3 separate regions of the Homo sapiens genome follow, and regions 1 and 2 are each linked to region 3. The links are chromatin contacts, found by Hi-C or POLR2A ChIA-PET in ENCODE. All regions are on one chromosome and are shown on one strand. The core of a region is the stretch at or near the end of the contact, and the rest is flanking DNA. Distances in the headings are between cores, read along the strand shown. Region 1 has its middle 19 kb from the start of PIK3R5-DT. Region 2 holds the start of WRAP53 (WD repeat containing antisense to TP53). Region 3 holds the start of NDEL1 (nudE neurodevelopment protein 1 like 1).

Evidence for each region. Hi-C counts contacts between places; a loop is a spot of excess contacts on that map. ChIA-PET counts read pairs that join two places held with the same protein, here RNA polymerase II (POLR2A). Pooled maps may share reads with other maps.
Region 1: a loop to region 3 is called in a pooled map, with 2.6 times the contacts of the local background. The contact joins the enhancer-like site here to the promoter of NDEL1 in region 3. A Hi-C loop is called at or near these places in 1 of 37 single-sample maps with no recorded cell type and 4 of 50 pooled maps. POLR2A ChIA-PET finds 5 or more read pairs at or near these places in 1 of 52 experiments (naive thymus-derived CD4-positive, alpha-beta T cell).
Region 2: a pooled map shows a loop between it and region 3 (18-fold over the local background). The contact joins the promoter of WRAP53 here to the promoter of NDEL1 in region 3. A Hi-C loop is called at or near these places in 2 of 37 single-sample maps with no recorded cell type and 8 of 50 pooled maps. POLR2A ChIA-PET finds 5 or more read pairs at or near these places in 1 of 52 experiments (CD4-positive, alpha-beta T cell).

Annotation. Positions count from the first base shown.
Region 1 is chr17:8,983,188-8,987,352 of GRCh38, forward strand. No RefSeq gene overlaps it. Among named protein-coding and RNA genes, the nearest start is that of PIK3R5-DT, 19 kb to the left of the region's middle. Within about 2 kb of position 2,269, at least 5 of the 41 ENCODE cell types and tissues checked have a DNase peak (open chromatin) inside an H3K27ac peak, as active enhancers do.
Region 2 is chr17:7,685,947-7,689,911 of GRCh38, forward strand. WRAP53 (WD repeat containing antisense to TP53) reads left to right here and starts at 2,531. Exons shown (of 11, transcript NM_001143992.2): 1 at 2,531-2,615; 2 at 2,702-3,133; 3 at 3,278-3,376; 4 at 3,644-3,755. The coding sequence starts at 2,703. It overlaps TP53 (tumor protein p53), which reads right to left and starts at 1,544. Exons shown (of 11, transcript NM_000546.6): 1 at 1,431-1,544. RefSeq lists enhancers at 265-394, 414-961, 425-474, 435-1,634, 2,433-2,482.
Region 3 is chr17:8,433,842-8,438,011 of GRCh38, forward strand. NDEL1 (nudE neurodevelopment protein 1 like 1) reads left to right here and starts at 2,043. Exons shown (of 9, transcript NM_030808.5): 1 at 2,043-2,204. RefSeq lists silencers at 1,847-2,016, 2,117-2,316, 2,357-2,596.

The sequences.
Region 1 (4,165 bases), core at 1,019-3,518, 550 kb after region 3:
CTATTTATTCGTTTATTTATTTATTTTGAGACAGTCTCGCTCTGTCCCCCAGGTTGGGTTGCAATGGCGAGATCTCGGCTCATTGCAACCTCACCTCCCAGGTTCAAGCGATTCTCCTGCCTCAGCTTCCCGAGTAGCTGGGATTACAGGCACGTGCCACCACGCCCGGCTAATTTTTTGCATTTTTAGTAGAGATGGGGTTTCACCATGTTAGCCAGGATGGTCTCCATCTCCTGACTTCGTGATCGGCCCACCTCGGCCTCCCAAAGTGTAGGGATTACAGGCATGAGCCACCACGCTCGGCCGAAGCATCCTTTTTAATATCAGGCATAAGCTACAACATAGATGAACCTTGTAAACTTTATTCTAAGTGAAACAAGCCAGTTGCAAATCACCCCTGTATTGTGTGATTGCATTTGTATGAAATGTTTGGAACAGTCAAATTCATAAAGACAGAAAGTCAACTGGTGGCTGCTTAGGGATGGTTGGAAAGAAATAGTTAAGTGACTGCTAATGGGCATGGGGTTTGTTTTTGGGGTGATGAAAATGCTGATTGGGGTGATGGTTGCACAACTCTGAATATCCTAAAAACCACTTTAAATGAGTGATTTGTTTGGGATGTAACTTTTTTCTCAACAAAGGTATTTTTGAAAAAGCATGTGAAGAGCAGGGTGTTTCCAAGAGCAGTTAATTTTAAATAAACACATATGGATTCAAAAAAAAAAAGATCAGGCACAAGACAAGGATGTGCCTTGTTACCACTTCTATTCACCATTATATCAGATACCCCAGCCAGAATATTAAGATAACAACACAATTTAAAAACATTGTAAAGGAAGAAGAAAAGGCCATTATTCAAAGAGTATATGCTTGTCTATACAGAAAACTGAAAAGAAGACACAAAGAAATTATTAAAAATAGGCCAAGCACGATGGCTCATGCCTGAAATCCTAGCACCTTGGGAGGCTGAGGCAGGTGGATTGTCTGAGGTCAGGAGTTTGAGACCAGCCTGGCCAACATGGTGAAACCCCGTCTCTACTAAAAATACAAAAATTAGCTAGGTGTGGTGGCTGATGCCTGTAATCCCAGCTACTACGAAGGCTTAGGCAGGAGAATCGCTTGAACCTGGGAGGTGGAGATTGCAGTGAGCTGAGACTGCGCCATTGAACTCCAGCCTGGGCAACAAGAGCAAAACTCCATCTAGAAGGAAAGGAAAGGAAAGGAAAGGAAAAAGGAAAGGAAAGGAAAGGAAAGGAAAGGAAAGGAAAGGAAAGGAAAGGAAAGGAAAGGAAAGGGGGAGGGAGAGAGACAGAGAGAGAAAGAAAGAAAGAAGAAAGAAGAGTGAGCGAGCAAAAGAAAGAAAGAAATTATTAGAAATAAGATTGGCAGTTAAGATAACTGGCTCTAGAATCACTGTACAAAAAAATGGATTCCGTTGCTGTACACCAGCAACTAACAAAATACATATTTTTTTAAATTACAAGATAATTGTTGCAACATAAGCTAGGACAGTAAACATAAAACATTTACAAGACAATATACAGAATACTGTAAAACTTCACTGAAAAACATAGAAATAATTGGCAAGTTATCCCATTTTATGGACAAAATGTATTATAAAAATATCAACTCTCTTCAAACTGACCTATAAGATTCAATGCAATCCTGGAGAAGCACTTCCAAAACGGCAGAGTGGAGACCCCCCAAAATTCATTCCTCCATAAAAGCAGTGAGAACACTGGCAAAAAAAATAAAAAATAAATAAAATAAAAACCTTTTTAGAACTCTGTAAATTAACCAAAAACTTGCAACAATCTCAGGAGCATTTATTCAAGAAAAAATGCTGACTCTCAGTAAGAACAGTGAGTTCTGCAGCATTTTTAACTTCCCCTGTTCTCATCTCCCTCTCCCCAGCTCTGAGGTAGACTTGAAAATCTTACAACCATGGTAGCTGTGCAAAGCAGCAATGTTGCAGCCACTGGAGGAGGCAGGTGGTTTTGGGGCACCCCCAAAGGTCCCATCCCAGAGAACTGTCACTATTTGACTGCGCTGGCAATTCCCTGGAAAAGCCCCATTCACAGATGTTTTTATTTGACCTGACTCAGAGCTTGCCCTACTACTGGAGTATTTGTTGAAAGCAATCAACAGCAATTGTTTAACAGTGCAGCTGCCTCTGGCAAAATCTGGGAAATGAGCTAGGGGGCTTTGGAAAGCTCTGACATAGTCCTGGAGATCTAGAAGAGTAGGCACATGTTCATGCCCGTGAAAGACCTGACAAGGCCCCAGTCTCTCACCTCAAGCTGACCTTCGGCATGTGCTCAAGCAGGAAGTGAAAGTTAAGGCAGAGATGTAAACTAACTAGGGCAATCAGAGTGTTTGTCAACACACACGCACAGTTCCCTGGCAAAGTGCAGGGAGATCAATTGGTTTGGGCATTTAAAGAACCTCTATTTAAACATTAGCTGACCACTAAGCTAAAGGAGCACAGACTTCCTTGGCCACACAAAACAAATAATACAGACTTCATAGAATTAGTACAGGAAAGCCACTAAACAAACTAAACAGTAGCAGCAACAACAATATCAACAAACAGCAGCAACAACAAACGCTGGGAAGGGGGTGTGAATCTGATTTCCAAATGTAAAATGTCCTGTTTTCAACTACAAATTATGAGGCACTCAAAGAAACAGTATATCCCACACACAGGAAATAAAAGTCAATAGAAATTGTCTCAGAGGAAGCCAGATGTTGGACATACTAAATAAAGACTAAATCAGTCTTTATAAACACGTTAAAAGAAAAACATGTCTCATAGCAAAGTATAAGAATGAAGTCTCACCAAATCTGATGCGACCAACCCCAAGAAAAAATCCCAACAAAGTTGTAAGTGGAATTTGCTCAGGTGTTTCAGTACTGTATATGGAAGAGCAAGGGACTGAGAATATACAAGATACTCCTAGGAAGAAGTGTGGCCAGGCACAGTGGCTCACGCCTGTAGTCCCAGCTACTCGGAAGGCTGAGGTAGGAGGTTGAGGCTGCAGTGAGCCAAGATTGCACCACTGAACTCCAGCCTGGGCAACAGAGTGAGACCCTGTCTCAAAAAAAAGGAAGTGGGTGGGCAGAGGTGGTGGTGTGGTTTTTCCTTATGAAGGATCAAAATGCGTCCTAAAGCTATGACTGGGTGGTACTGGTGCAGGTATAGGCAGGTCAGTGGAAATAGATCTGCACATATGTGGAAGTATGATTTAAGACCTAGATGGCATTACAGGTCAGAGGAGAAAGGGGGAGCCCTTTCAATACATGTTGCTGGCATAGTTGATAATTCATATACAAAAATAAAATAGAATCCTTTCTATCTTGTACATAACACAAAATTAGTTCCATATGAATTACACTTTATCAGCTAACGGAAATTTTCTAGTTTGATGAATTTTTATTCTGAACAAGTGTTGAATTTTATCCAGTGCTTTTTCTGCATCTATTGAGATGATCATATGTCTTTTTATCCTTTGTATTGTTTCATGGTGAATTTCATTGGTTGATCTTTTAATATTAAACCAATTTTCCAATCCTAGAAAATACTCCACTTTGTCATATGCATTATCTTACTTGTACACTGTGGGTTGAATTTGTTAACATTTTGTTTAGAACTTTGCATCTATATTCATGACAGAATTTGTCCTGTTATTCTCTCTTTCTGTAACGTCTTTGTCAGGTTCTAGTATCCAGTTATACTAGCCTCACAAAAAGACTTAGAATGTGTTTCCAGCTGGGCATAGTGGCTCACACCTGTAATCCCAGCACTTTGGGAGGCCAAGGTGGGAGTATGGTTTGAGCCCAGGAGTTCAAGACCAGCCTGGCCAACATAGCAAGAGCCTATCTCCATTATTATTATTATTTTTTAAAGTGTTTCCTCTTCCTCTATGCTATTAAAGAGTTTATGTAATATTAGTACTGTTTCTTCCTTAGATGTTTGAAATAATTTATCTGTAACATCATCTGGGCCTAGAGTTTTCTTTGTAGGATTAAAAATTTTTTTACAGCTTTATCGAGATATAATTGATATACAATAAAGTGCACATATGTAAACAGTGCAATTTGAGAACTTTGGCCATACATATAGACCCATGAAAATACATCTCCACAATCAAGATAATGAACGTCC
Region 2 (3,965 bases), core at 1,281-3,780, 750 kb before region 3:
GCCACCTCGATTTAGGAAAAAGATGACGTAAGTACGGCACAAAGTGGCCGGTACGCGGCAGGTGCATGGGAAGAAACTGCGGAATGAAACAACCGCGAGCTAAGAGATGGGGCAGCGGGAGAAATGAATTCGAGTTCCGCCTCCTACCAGGAAGAACCGGCTCGGGCCGGAGGGCTGCACGGAGGACCACACGGACGCCTGCGGGCCCGCCCCTTCCGCTTCACGACGTTCAGCCTGCGTCTGGAACTGGAATGGCCTAGCCCAAAGCTAGATAACAGGTAGATTGTTTTTCCGACAAATTATCAAACGACCCATCATTGCACTCTTTCAAAATTTGATTCTCAGACGTACCCATTCTTTTTTTTTTTCCTCCGGGAAGATGAGATATACTCATTCTTGAAAATACCTCCGGGCTTGCCTTCTGCACACTTCTTTCCCTCCCTGTCTCACGCCATGGTAGCGTCCGCCTAGGTTGCAGGCGACCCGCGGGGTGGGGCACACCATTCAAAGAAGGGGAGGGATTGAGGTTTGCATCAAAACAAATACCCCTGCCTTTGCAAAGGCCATAACTAAGTAATCCAGAAAAAGAAATGCAGGCGGAGAATAGCAGCCTCCCTCTGCCAAGTAAGAGGAACCGGCCTAAAGGACATTTTCTCTCTCTCTCCTCCCCTCTCATCGGGTGAATAGTGAGCTGCTCCGGCAAAAAGAAACCGGAAATGCTGCTGCAAGAGGCAGAAATGTAAATGTGGAGCCAAACAATAACAGGGCTGCCGGGCCTCTCAGATTGCGACGGTCCTCCTCGGCCTGGCGGGCAAACCCCTGGTTTAGCACTTCTCACTTCCACGACTGACAGCCTTCAATTGGATTTTCTCCATCTAGCGGAGCCGGGGGCTGCCTGGAAAGATCGCTCCAGGAAGGACAAAGGTCCGGAAGTTGTGGGACCTTAGCAGCTTGGGCTCCCCGGATCACCCCCAAATGATCATTTCGGAATGGAGCCCCAGTTTTCACTAGGATGCCATGGGCTCTAAAATATACAGCTATGAGTTCTCAATGTTTCGAGATCCAAAAGTCTCAGACCTCAATGCTTTGTGCATCTTTTATTTCAGGGATTCCCTACGCCCAGCACCGGGTGGATGTGCAAAGAAGTACGCTTTAGGCCGGCTCAAGGTTCCCCAAAGCTCCACTCCTCTGCCTAGGCGTTCAACTTTGAGTTCGGATGGTCCTAACATCCCCATCATCTACACCCAGGTCTCCCAACAATGCAACTCCTATGATGATCCCTCTAGCCAAGCTTCCATCCCACTCACCCCCAAACTCGCTAAGTCCCCACTGCCCCACCCCCAGCCCCAGCGATTTTCCCGAGCTGAAAATACACGGAGCCGAGAGCCCGTGACTCAGAGAGGACTCATCAAGTTCAGTCAGGAGCTTACCCAATCCAGGGAAGCGTGTCACCGTCGTGGAAAGCACGCTCCCAGCCCGAACGCAAAGTGTCCCCGGAGCCCAGCAGCTACCTGCTCCCTGGACGGTGGCTCTAGACTTTTGAGAAGCTCAAAACTTTTAGCGCCAGTCTTGAGCACATGGGAGGGGAAAACCCCAATCCCATCAACCCCTGCGAGGCTCCTGGCACAAAGCTGGACAGTCGCCATGACAAGTAAGGGCAAGTAATCCGCCTGCCGGAGGAAGCAAAGGAAATGGAGTTGGGGAGGAGGGTGCAGAGTCAGGATTCTCGCCGACCTGGTGCCGTAGATACTAACATTTTGGGGTGGAAAATTCTGCAAGCCAGAGCTGTGAGGGCAGAATTGGTGGAAATCATTTTGGAGGAATCCTGCATTGTGTCAAATATGAAGGGTGGAAGGAAGAAAGCTTTTGCGTTTGCTCTCAGCTGGATCCTTTCTTCTCATCAGTTAAAATGTCATTTTTTAGGAAGGCTTTCCGTAATATCACACCCTAACGTTTTCTCCCAGATACTTTATATCACACCATCTTATTTAATCTCCTTCACAACCCTTATCACTCTGATAAGATTTATTTGTTCATTGCTTTCAGTACATGGAAACGTAAGCCTTATGAGGATATAGAATTTTTCTACTATCTTATTCATTGTTGTATTCCTGAGTGCCTATATCAGTGCTGGGTAGCAAGTAAGAGCTCGATAATAAATATTTTTTGAATGAGGGAGACAGGTCTGAAGCCTGGAGAATGAGATGCAGAAGAGGTGCAAGACCTGCTGCGCCCTCTGCAGGCGGCGGGGGGGCGGTGCAGGTGCTTTAAGAATTACCGCGGGACTCGGTAGGGGGAGCGTAGGCGCTTCTCGCCAAGATAGAAGCGTTCAGACTACAACTCCCAGCAGCCACGAGGAGCCCTAGGGCTTGATGGGAACGGGAAACCTTCTAACCTTTCACGTCCCGGCTCCGCGGGTTCCGTGGGTCGCCCGCGAAATCTGATCCGGGATGCGGCGGCCCAATCGGAAGGTGGACCGAAATCCCGCGACAGCAAGAGGCCCGTAGCGACCCGCGGTGCTAAGGAACACAGTGCTTTCAAAAGAATTGGCGTCCGCTGTTCGCCTCTCCTCCCGGGAGTCTTCTGCCTACTCCCAGAAGAGGAGGGAAGCACAGGTGGGTTTCTTTAGCTCTGCGTCGGATCCCTGAGAACTTCGAAGCCATCCTGGCTGAGGCTAATCTCCGCTGTGCTTCCTCTGCAGTATGAAGACTTTGGAGACTCAACCGTTAGCTCCGGACTGCTGTCCTTCAGACCAGGACCCAGCTCCAGCCCATCCTTCTCCCCACGCTTCCCCGATGAATAAAAATGCGGACTCTGAACTGATGCCACCGCCTCCCGAAAGGGGGGATCCGCCCCGGTTGTCCCCAGATCCTGTGGCTGGCTCAGCTGTGTCCCAGGAGCTACGGGAGGGGGACCCAGTTTCTCTCTCCACTCCCCTGGAAACAGAGTTTGGTTCCCCTAGTGAGTTGAGTCCTCGAATCGAGGAGCAAGAACTTTCTGAAAATACAAGCCTTCCTGCAGAAGAAGCAAACGGGAGCCTTTCTGAAGAAGAAGCGAACGGGCCAGAGTTGGGGTCTGGAAAAGCCATGGAAGATACCTCTGGGGAACCCGCTGCAGAGGACGAGGGAGACACGTAAGTGGTGATGGCAGTGGAGTGTGGAGTCTGGGGAGATGAAGTGTGAGGTCGATCTGTCCTCTGGTCCTGAGACCCACTTCTCCAGGCCTCTGCCCCCTTTGCTTGGCGACCCAGGTTTATTGTCCCCCATCTTCCTTTCAGCGCTTGGAACTACAGCTTCTCCCAGCTGCCTCGATTTCTCAGTGGTTCCTGGTCAGAGTTCAGCACCCAACCTGAGAACTTCTTGAAAGGCTGTAAGTGGTAAGGATAACAACGGGGCAGGGAGCTGACCACCCCCGAGATTTTCACTGTAAAACAGTCCAGTTTTCTAGGAGAGGGATGCCCCAGAGCTGGGAGAAGCGGCACGTAGCCCTTTTAGACTGAGCTTACATTTTATCTAGCAGTTTGTGTCTTCTACTTCCCTCAAGGATTCAGGGGGGCTTACCTACCCCAGAGGCAGGCTCAGCCCTAGCCCTACACTTGAAAAGCATAGGTCTGGCCAGCTTTCTAACTCTCCCCTGTTTCTAGGGCTCCTGACGGTTCCTGCATCTTGACCAATAGTGCTGATAACATCTTGCGAATTTATAACCTGCCCCCAGAGCTGTACCATGAGGGGGAGCAGGTGGAATATGCAGAAATGGTAAGGACTGGGGCTAACTGCCTCTTCATCAATGCTGCACATTTAAGTCCTTCGTGGAGATGGAAAAAGTGTAGTCCAAGTGTTTCCTGTTCACAAACGGGACTGTTTTTCAAGACGAGTTTCCACATGTAGCGTTTTCTGCCCCGAATTCTGAAGTTATTTAGAGAGAGGTTTCCCCTTTCTTTAATTAGGAATCTGTGTTTTTTGCTA
Region 3 (4,170 bases), core at 793-3,292:
ATGCATAGTTTTTTCATAATATGCATATTATTCATAATATTATTCATAATAGGCATATGTAATATGTTACCTTTCCCACAAACCCCATTAATCCCTTCTCTGATCTTTATTGATTTGGGTACCTCTTACAATCCATCTTGCATTGTTCCTGTTTATGTCCATCGCCCTCAAAAATATAAACTGGGCCTCCTAGGCTCACTTTGTTTTCACCTTGAGGCATGTCTTACACATTATTTTTGTGTTCACACCCACAAATCCAATCCTAAAAGCACTGAAATTGGAAAGGATTACATTGCGTGCCGCATGGAGGCTGGTGCCTGTAATCCCAGGACTTTGTGGGGGGCTGAGGTGGGAAGATTGCCTGAAGTCAGGAGTTCTTTTTTGTTTTGTTTTGTTTGTTTTTAGACGGAGTCTCACTCTGTCGCCCAGGTTAGAGTGCAGTGGTGCTCACTGCAACCTCCGCCTCCCGGGTTCGAGCGATTCTCCTGCCTCAGCCTCCGGAGTAGCTAGGATTACAGGTGCCCACCATCATGCCTGGCTAATTTTTGTACTTTTAGTAGAGACAGGGTTTCACCATGTTGGCCAGGCTGGTCTCGAAGTCCTGGCCTCAGGTGATTTGCCCGCCTCGGCTTCCCAAAGTGCTGCAGCGCCTGGCCGAAGTCAGGAGTTCTTGACCAGCCTGGGCAACACAGTAGACCCCATCTCCTAAAGGAAAGGATTACCTTGTACATTATACAGCAAAAGTTCTTAAAATTGTTTTTAAAATGTATCTCTTCCTTTAAGTTTCCACTCCCTATGTAAGTTGCCTATCCCTCTTTCCCTCCTTTTTGGGCTAGTATCGTCTCCAGCTTGCTTCCAAGTCCGCTAGGGAATACACACGCGCGCACACACACATACACGTGTGTGTTTACGTACTAAAAATATATAAACATTAATAATGCAAGATGGGGCCGGGCGCTGTGTCTCACGCCTGTAATCCCAGCACTTTGGGAGGCCGAGGCGGGCGGATCACGAGGTCAGGAGTTCGAGACCAGCCTGGCCAACATGGTGAAACCCCGTCTCTACTAAAAATACAAAAATTAGTCGGGCGTGGTGGCAGGCGCCTGTAATCCCAGCTACTAGGGAGGCTGAGGCAGGAGAATTGCTTAAACCTGGGAGGCGGAGGTTGCAGTGAGCCGAGATCGCGCCACTGCACTCCAGCCTGGGCAACAAGAGCGAAACTCCGTCTCAAAAACAAACAAACAAACAAACAAACAAAAACCAAGATGGATTGTAAGAGGTATATATATACACATAGGACTCCATTTCTTGGGGGACCTGGAGGGGAGAAAGTCACACCCATACACACACGTACACGCATGTATACAAAAATGAATATATGCTCAGATATATACAATATATAAATGGGCAAATATAAAATCCCCTTTGTGCCAACGAATCCATTCATTCATTCATCAAATATTTGAGCGTCCACTTTGCCTAGAACCAAGTTATCTGTTGGGATGAGCAAGGCATAAGAGGTTCTAGCTCTCATAGAACTTAGAATTCTACTGGAGGAAGATGAGAACAAATACAAAATGTAAACAGTGGAAGTTCTGTAAAAACAACACAGAGCTTTGTGAGAGTGATGCTTAGAATGCTCCTGATGTTCCATTGGGTGTTCGAGCAGGGGGAATGGACTCGGAGGTGAACTATGAGCCGAGATTCATTTTATAAACGGGAACACAGACACATGGACACTTGAAGGGCCTTGGTGGCCAGAAAACTGAAGGCAGGTTCCCATCCGTCTTGGCACCACTCTCCCGAATAGCAGTTTCAGGGAACTGCACAAGCCAAAACCAGCCGGTCGCAGAGTCCAGGAGCGCCTGCGCAAGAGGACGCCTGCGCAAGAGGACGCCGTCAGCTTGGCGTCAGCGCGCCGGGCTCTGGCCCGCCCCCTGTGACACCAGCCCCGCCCCACCCCGCCCCGCATACCCGTGCGCTGCCGCGCATGCTCCGAGCCCCGCCCCCGTGCGTCACAGAATGGCCTCGGACACCCAGGCAGTCCCTGACGTGTCGGGGAGGAGCCGGGCGCGGAGGTACGCTGAGTGGAGCTCGGGGCTGCGTAGGGGAGCTGAGCCGAGCGGCTGGGCGGGCCTGGCCGGGCCGGCGGAGGGGAGACGTCGGTTGAGCGGCGGCGAACATGCGCTTTTGACACATTGGAGGTGAGCCTGCAGCGCGGGGCCGCTCCCTAAGGGGCTGCGCTGGGCCGGCGGCGCCGAGGCCTGCCCTTGGGGAGCCTTCCCGGCCCGGGGCCGTGTCTGAGGCTCCGCCGGGGCGGGCCGGGCCGGGTTCCGGGGCGGCCAGCCTGGGGGCAACTGTTCCAACCGCTCTAACTGTCCCCTCCCTTCCCTGGTCCGATGTGTGGCCCCCCAGGGGCGCCTGCAAGGGAACGATTCCGGTGGCCTCCGGAAGATGTGCCCCGTTCCGGGTAGGGTGAGGGCTGGCGGTGACGGAGGCCGGGACGTGGCACCGTGGGCTGGGGCGCTGGCGGCGCAAGGAGTGGCCCAGTCGGAGGTGGCAGCGGCGCGCCCAGCCCGCCTCCTCCTACCCCCTCTTCGAAATTCCTTCATTTGCGAGGGTGGCTTGGAGCGGGGTTGCATTTTGATCTCTCAGTGCCTCTCTCCCATGGGGGGCGAGAGCGCGAGCAGCCCACGTTGGGCTCGGATTGGCATTCTCCTGACTCCCGCCCGGAACTGCTAATCATCCTCCCCCTGGAGTTCGGCAAAGTGTCACCAACGGGCTCGGGTTACTTGTGCTCGACTCTTTTCTTGCTGTAAGCCATGAGATGACCCTTTAAGTTTTGCAAAGGAGGTGAGAGTTCTGTCACCACTGATTATTACCTTCTATTTACGTAGCACCTTTACACGTTTCAGAGCACTCTTCTTCCTATCTTTTTCTAACCGCATCACCTTGTGGTTGCAACTGATTATGTTATCGCCATTTCGATGGGTAAATGGAGCTGGGATGGGGGTAATTATTTATACTTAGGTTCAACCAACTGGTGAGTGGTTTAGCTTGGATCATAATTTACATTTCTAGGCTCGGAGTTCTGGTTTCTTTTCGTGGGATTTTTATACCCTTCTCAGCTACAAAACAAGGCAGAAAATGTGACTTGCCAAAGATATGCCAGAAGCTGGTAGATTACTTACTCAATTATTTTTGAGAAAACTCACCTAGGATAAAAACGGCTGCTCAGTCATGAGAAAAATCTTCCTGTGAAGCTTGTTCAGGAGTTGCTGGTTAATTGCTTTGCTAAATCGTGAAGTTGATGGGCACAGTGCAGCGTTAAGTCATGGGCTGAAGAGAAGTAAAGGGAAACCAAGTGAAGTATTTCTTCTGAATTATTATTAAAATTATTGTTATTTAAAATTAGAGTGCGTGAGAAACAAAACCTTTGGCCAGCCCTGGTTAGAGGTTGACTTGATCCAGATAGAAGTTGCTAAATCTTCTGAAGCTGTAGTTCTTTTGATTTTTTTAAATTAAATAAATTGAAGTTGGATAAAGAGCTTAAAATAAGTAGGAACCTTAGTAAAACTTAGATCTTGCTTTCATGACATCTGCAAAACAACTTATTTTTGTTTTCATTTTAAACCATGCTGGGATAAATTTGGTTACTAAAGCTTAAAATTACTTCTGACGTAAGTTTCTGAGCACTCCATAAAGTAAAAAAGAAGTCTGATAGAATCAAAGAGAGACCGTGTTTATGATCAACTTTGAAGAGTTAAAAATTCTGTAAATGTCACCTTTGAGAGTAGTAGAATTTCAGTAAAAAGGCATATATTGCCAACAGTGAGTTCTGAAAGAACTCTTCTAACGTCAGTCCATTTTAGAACTGTTAACCAGAAACAATATCATTGAAAATAGATTTTCTTACCATTGTACAAAGAATAATTTCCTTGTAAATAAAAGGCATTTTGGACAGGCTGTTTTAAACTCAAATGAGTTGATTGTTGCTAGATTTCTGAAGGTCATACACAGTATGATAATGCTTTACGTAAAAATTGTCATGCTTTTGAGACTGTGTCCGTATTGAGATCTGGTATTAAAGAAAGATGGGGTGGGGGCGGGCAGAGAATAATAATTTTTTTTTTCTTTGATGGAGTCTCCCTCTGTTGCCCAGGCTGGAGT